Linked DNA regions of Homo sapiens: region 1 is linked to region 2. The links are chromatin contacts, found by Hi-C in ENCODE. All regions are on one chromosome and are shown on one strand. Each heading gives the region's core, a stretch centred on a gene start or an enhancer-like site at or near the end of the contact. The rest is flanking DNA. Distances are from core to core; before and after follow the strand shown. Region 1 overlaps LINC00877 (long intergenic non-protein coding RNA 877). Region 2 has its middle 140 kb from the start of RYBP.

Region 1 (3,334 bases), core at 401-2,900, 230 kb before region 2:
GACTCTTCTGATTACATTGGGCCCACCAGGATAACCTCCCCATCTCAAGACCCTCAACATAATCACATCTGCAGAATTCCTTTTACAGTGGAAAGTAATATATTCACAGGTTCCAGGGATTAGGATATGGACATCTTTGGAGGGCCATTATTATTATTATTATTTAATTTAAAAAGAGACAGTATCTCACTATATTGCCCAGGCTGGTCTTGAACTCCTGGGCTCGAGTGATCCTCTTTCCTCAGCCTACCAAAGTGTTGGGATTACAGGTGTGAGCCACCGTGCTGGCCTGGAGGCCATTGTTCAACCTGCAAAAATATGCTGTCTGTTCCCAAAGTTTTATGTCTATCTCAACTGCATTGACCCATTCTTAAAAACTCCCAACCCATTACAGCAATCAACCTGAATCCAAAATCTCATCTAAGTCTTATCAGGTCAAAAGTTTCATTTCTCATCACATAAATCATCGAATATAGGCATGGGTGAAGCTCTGGGTATAGTCCAGTGTGTGGCACAATTTCTCTCTATCTGTGGACCTATGAAGCTAGCAAAGAAATTATCTGCTCCCAAAATACAAAATGAAACACACTCCACCAGGGTAACAGCACTCCCATTCAAAACGAGAGAAGAAGGAAAGAAAAAAAAGAGTCCCTGGTCCCAAATGTTTTCTAAATCCAACCAGAAAAACTCCATTAGGTTTCAAGGCATGGCTCTCAGCTCTGCCTTCAGAGCCTATAAGGTCTGCTCTCACAGTCATCTTTCCTTCTTCATAAAGGGTAATACTTGTTTGCAGCTGTAGTTTCACCCACCTGTTTCCTGTCTGTAGAATTTTGGTGATCTGACAACCTTCTTTCATTTTGTTCTCTCTGTCCCTTTCAGGTCAAGCTGGCAGTGTTTTGGGGCACATACCATTCTTAAAAGCCTTGTGAGTTTCCTGCATATGTCACATGGACTCACTCCATTTGACCATCAGGCCAAATCAAACCTATTGCCTCTTTTTGTAAATGAAGTTTTATTGCAACACAGACACACCTACCTGTTCATTTACATATTGTTGATGGCTATTTACATGATATAACAGAGTGAAGGGTTGCAACAGAGACAGTGTGGCTCAAAAGCTGAGACTATTTACTATCTAACCCTTTTCAGAAAATGTTTGCTGATGACTGGCCCAGAGCCAAAACCCAAATAAGTAGTAGCGTTTAAACAAATGACAGGCTTGGGTGGGTTGCAAAAGCGGGGCCGCTTGGAGGTAGTGAATATTTCAGATGTTGTGCGGGAGGTGTGAGGAGAAAAGTGAGAAGCGGTGAGGGACGAAGGAAGAGGAAGTGAGAGCCATGGACTTCAGAAGTAAACTTGAACTTCTTGGCAAGTTACCTTGGAAGCCTGGGGCCAGGGTCATTAAGCAGCAAGATTACCATGAAGGAAAAGAGTGAACCAAAAGAAAGTAAGGGGAGAAATTCAAACTGGGCTCAATTGTGACAGAAAAGAAAAATCACACCTAGAGCAGTACACTGAGTCCCTTAGTATGCAAGAACCACATTGCCTCCTCCTCATCCTCCCTCTGAAAAGAAGCCCGCTGTGCACACCTATGGGACAGCCTTTGCTTAATTCTATGTGCCAGCGGCAGCTTCCCAGTAAGCCTTCTCCCCTTTGCTTTTGCTCCGTGGAAATGAGAACACGCCAAGGGTGACGTTTGTGTGTGGGTTTTGGCGCTTTCACAAAAAGCTTCATTAGCCTTATTTAGAATATGATTGCTCCTTCAATCCCTGTGCATAAATGGATTTCAGGTGACCATGCCTGTCACAGGCCCCTGCTCGCCTGGTTACTGGCTTGAGGTATTCTTTGGTTTAAACAAAGCAGGACAAATAAAGAGCAAAGACCCACTCAGGGCCCTAGATGTTCATAGAAACTGATTTCCCCTTAAAAAAACAGCTCACTGTGGGAGTTGTAAATAGGAAGAAATGAACCATTTAAGAGAGTCTTTGAGACTACTGCCTGTTGGAATGGAACCAGTTTGGGGTTTGGGGTGGAGGTGGCATGTCAAATTTGTGGTTACTTCCTAAACACACACAAACTGTTTCAATATCTGATTTGAATATGCTACAACTGCCCCCTGCCAAAACCCTGCCCAGCAGTCTTTCTCCCCACAAACAGCTAAGCCAAGAACCCCAGGACAATTTGCTGTCTGTGCTGATAGACTATCTGGGGTTTCTAAAGCAGGCGATGTATTCTATTTCAGGAAATCAGACCAAATAAAAATCATTCCAATTAAAAAGTGCCACTGGGCAAGTAGAACAGCAAGTGCCCACCTCACACAAAACAGACCAACCACAAAGTGCAGGCTTTCATATATGTTGTTGATGGCAGAGTCACTGCCTTAGAGCCTCGAGTTTATTCAATGGGATAAAAGTTGCCTGGTAAATTGGGCTGAGAGGATTTTTTCCCAGAAGGCCATCACAAGGCATTTTGATGTACTTATCATTTACAAGAGCCTAGAGGAATCTAAAAGTGATTTTGATTTCAAATACTATAGAACCCAGTTATTATATAGCTTATTAATACTGAGCTTCAAATAACCATCAGATATATTCTGAGACACACACATATGCACACACATACACATACACACACATACACACACACACACCCTCTGTACAGGCTTGTAATATGAGGCCTGTGATGGTGATGTCTCATGTTATTTAGGGAGTCGGGTTCTAAATTTCTACAAAGATGAAAATTGTGTACAGTTAAAGGTGCATTTGGAAAATCCCTTCAAATGCCCACTAGCACAGTGAGGTGCTTGCACCGTGAGAGGTAGGAAGTAAATCTGATTACTTCAGCTCTCACATGCCCCTTGCAGGTGAGGATGGGCAGAACCAACACCATGTCAGCCCTCTTTTTCACTCTTCTTGCTGAGGGCATGGAGATGAATTCACTTTAGTTAACTGTATAGGTTATATAATTTCACCTTGATCAGCTCACCCCCAGGAGGGTTAGTCCTGTCTACAAATACAAAAGCCACTCGTGTCTTTTTTGTAGGAAAAATTCCTCACTACCTGGTAAGGAAGACCCTCCATTGTCTCAGCCACTAAAAACACTCCCAGTGTCTTCCATCCCTTTTTCTTCCCCTTTCTCTCCTAAAAAGACTGACTTTGGCTTTTGAAAATTGGTTAAACCTTCTCTCTCTCCCTCTTTTCTCTCTTTCTCATTAGCATTTCTAAGTGTAATGTTCAAAGCTTCCAATGGGGACAATGCCCTGAAATTTCAGACAGCTCCAAAGGACTCCTTCCCACGCTGATGTAGGCACTTGAGTTTTGAATTAGCAATTTCC
Region 2 (3,500 bases), core at 490-2,989:
GGAAAAACAGGATCTACTGTGAGCAGATGCAAGGAGGAGAGATTCTTAAACCAGAGGCAGGGATGTGGGTGTCCCCCAGCTCCAACTAGCGGAGTAAGCCCAGCTGGCCTGGTACCAAGAGATAAAAGTAGATCTTTGAGAAAAAGAACCCCAGGTTGTCCTGGCTGACTCTTTGACAGCATCTCTGGGTAAAACAACCTGCAGGAAGTCCTTCCCTAACTCTCTTCTCTGAGGCTCAGTGTTCTCATCAGCAAAATGAGTATAAGAATTCAAACTTCTGATCAGGCATGTGGTGATTCACGCCTATATTTCCAGCATTTTGGGTGGCCGAGGCAGGTTGCATCACTTGAGTTCCAGAGTTCGATACCCACCTGGGCAACATAACAAGACCTCGCCTCTAAAAAAAAAAAAAAAAGAATTCAAACTTCTTGGGGGGAGTTGTGAAGATTATCTGAGGTTCAACTGACTCCTAACTTGAGACCCAGTTAGTTATTACATAATAGTCACAAATTCAGTTGGCAGCACTCAAAAATTTATTTCCTAAGGGTAGATTTTTTACAAAGTGGGGTTCCAGTCCCAGTAATCTTTCATTCCTTGACAATACCAATTAATTATGATTGCTTGTTGTGGCTTCTCAGCCTCAGCACTGACATTTTGGGCTGGATACTTCTCTGTTGTGGGGGGCTGCCCTGTGCATGGTAGGATGTCTAGCAGCACCCCCAAACCCCACCCACTAGAAGCCAATAGCAGCTGCTTCTTAGCTGTGACAGCAGAAATGTCTTCCAGACATTGCTAAATGTTCCCCTAAGGGGTAAAGTCATTCTCTCCTCTAAGAACCACTGTGATAATAGCATAAAATACAAATATATATTCGTATAAACATGTATTAAGATATTGTGTTGAATGTGTACTGTAAGCCCTATATTATGCATATCCCATTGGGGAAGCTTATCAATGTGGACTGAGCCAGCTGAGGTCTCTTAAAATAAAGTCCGTATAAATTGGAGGGAAGACACCACTTCCTGAAGTAGGCAAGCCCGAGTGTCTTCCTGCCCCTAGGGACTTTCAAACTGCATTAAAAATGAGAATCATCTGTCTCAAAAATGTTTCCTTGTCAAGTTAATTGAATGGAGGAGGAGGTGGGGCAATGCCCAATCACCTCTTCCGCCTCCGTTTTAGCAAAAGCCAAAGGGCTTCTGGGAGCAACATCAGGATTTGTGTAGTGTTGGCGTCTTAAAGTCATGCTTTACTTTTTAACGATTCTTTTTAAGTTATAAAAATAATGCCGACAGCCAAGCCATGGCGGGTGGGAGGGAGGGATGGGGGTGTCCACAGGTAAAGACCAGGAAGATAGCAAAATTCAATTGAAGGCTGTCCTAGACGTTGCATGGAAGCCGCGGTTGCCTCTCACTAGCTGGTGTCCTTGGGCTAGTTACCTAATCTCTGACAGGGCTGACTTCACAAGCCTGTGTCCCAGGCAGTCACTCAGGGCCTGTGATCAGAAGGACACCTCACTTGGTTTAACAGTCTGCTGTGGTTTCAGTCTTGAAGTTCTTAATTTTTAAACCAAAGACCCCACATTTTTATTTTACACTGAATGTCCTAAATCATGCAGCCAATCCTGCTCTCTGAACTCAGTTTTTACATCTGTAAAGTGGGGGTCATGACACCCTCCCATTGCAAGACGACTGTGAGGGTTACACACTAGTCCAGGGGCTGACAGCTCTCAGCACTGCAGTTCCCTGCCCGGCCATCCCAGTGGCTGAAACAACAGTGTTTGCAGTCATTCTCAGGCCCCATCTCAGAAGGAAGTCTTTAACGACGGGCCTGAGACCATGACTCTGAGCTTCCGGAACCTTTGAAATTCTCTCTGTTTATTATTTTTGTGACTACCATCTGTTTCCTGTAGCAATGAACTCTTTAAATGAAAAGGTCTGTGGACTGAGGGGTGGAGCAGGAGGACAGCGGGGAGACTCCACCCTCCAGGGCAGCCTGGCTGGGGAGGAGAGTCCCCAGGGGAGAGTTGGCAGAGCAGAGCAAACAAGCAGCGTCCCCAGAGTGCCTGCAAGGCAGGAAGGAAGATCGCCTTCTCACGTTGCACCCTGTTCAGCTTTCCGAAGAGGGAGACAAAGGTGGAGTTGGAGCCAGTCCTCAGATTCGCGTGACTCCATGGCCCATCTTTTGCCTCCCTCTGCACGCCATGAGCTTCTGTAGTTAAAGGGCTCCTGGGGGCTGCGGCTCACCATCGCCCCACCTCCGCAGGTGGACTCTGGCAGGTTCAAGGAGGTAGAAGTGCTGAGGGACCCTGTCCTCTTGTCCTTTCTATCACTGCTACCCCAGCAGGTGTCCAGGCCCCCACCCCATCTCCACAGTTTGCAGATGGCCTGCGATGCTGAAACAGGAACATCCATGAGGGAGAAGTCGAAGGTGCCAGACAAGCACTCGGGACATGGCTGGAGGTTCCCCTCTGAGCTAGGAGGTCCCACCAGCTGTCCACAGAAAGGACCACCTTTGCAACTCCCATGTGTTGATGCTGTATGGTAACGCAGTAATAAGCTGGAGGGTGTGGAGGTGCTGACTGAGAGCCCTTGGGCATTGTTGGTGGGTGACCCAAGTCCCCTCTCCAGGAGGGGCTGGGCAGTACCTGGAAACTGAGTTTCCTCCAGCCCACATGGCCGCAGGACCTCTCTCCTTTATTGTGTCCCCTCCATCTCTCTTCCTTCCCCACCCAGAAGAAACCTTGCCATCTCCAGGCCCAGAAATTCATCTTGTTCCCAGCTCTCCTCCCCACTTCCGTCACTGATGCCCATCAGTCCTTCTCCTCCCCGCAGGCCTAAGATTTTGCAACTCCAAGGCCAAGAGCTGACATTCTCTTCTCTCCGAGTTGCTGCCTCTCCCGAGGCAATGAGAACAAAATGCACACAGCAGCCAGAATGGAGGAGGGGACGAGGGTAGAGAGAAACACCAGGAATAAAAACCTCATGCCTTCATACTTTCAGAGTCACCCGCCACCCCACTACATGCTCTTGAGGATTTATGGCAAGACCCATGATGATTTTTTTTGCTGATTTGTTTCACAAAAAAAAATTGACCTATGACTGTGGGAATGTGTCACCAAAGGAAAATAATCTCTTAGGTGACAAGATGCTGGAGGAAGGAGAGGTCCCCTTGCCTTGTGCCTCAAGACACCAAACTATCAAAGGAGGCACAGGGAGAGACCCAAAGCCCAACATTACCTGGGCTGGTACTGATTTCTTGAGGCTGAAACCAATCAAGTTTTCTCAGCCCCAGGCCCCTGTTCCTCCACGCTCTGAAGATGACCATCTGAGGCCTTTAGAAAGTCACTTTATGAGACAGTGGTCTCATAACAGTGGTCCATAGGTAGTGGTCACCACAGAGTCTATGATGAAGCCACAGGGGAATTTGTGGGAGTTTTAATGTTCAACAAGAAAGCCTACTTACAGGGAAGTTAGACGTGCTTCCATCCTTTGCTTCTTTCA

Evidence for each region. A loop is a pair of places that touch in the nucleus more often than their neighbours do. Pooled maps may share reads with other maps.
Region 1: a pooled map shows a loop between it and region 2 (8-fold over the local background). The contact joins two enhancer-like sites. A Hi-C loop is called at or near these places in 1 of 168 maps with a recorded cell type or tissue (B cell), 16 of 37 single-sample maps with no recorded cell type and 6 of 50 pooled maps.

What each region holds. Positions count from the first base shown.
Region 1 is chr3:72,076,846-72,080,179 of GRCh38, forward strand. The region is part of intron 2 of LINC00877 (long intergenic non-protein coding RNA 877); the gene reads right to left. Among named protein-coding and RNA genes, the nearest start is that of LINC00877, 22 kb to the right of the region's middle. RefSeq lists enhancers at 1,354-1,443, 1,514-1,643, 1,764-1,813. Within about 2 kb of position 1,651, at least 3 of the 41 ENCODE cell types and tissues checked have a DNase peak (open chromatin) inside an H3K27ac peak, as active enhancers do.
Region 2 is chr3:72,308,777-72,312,276 of GRCh38, forward strand. No RefSeq gene overlaps it. Among named protein-coding and RNA genes, the nearest start is that of RYBP, 140 kb to the right of the region's middle. RefSeq lists enhancers at 1,570-1,879, 2,060-2,239. Within about 2 kb of position 1,740, at least 17 of the 41 ENCODE cell types and tissues checked have a DNase peak (open chromatin) inside an H3K27ac peak, as active enhancers do.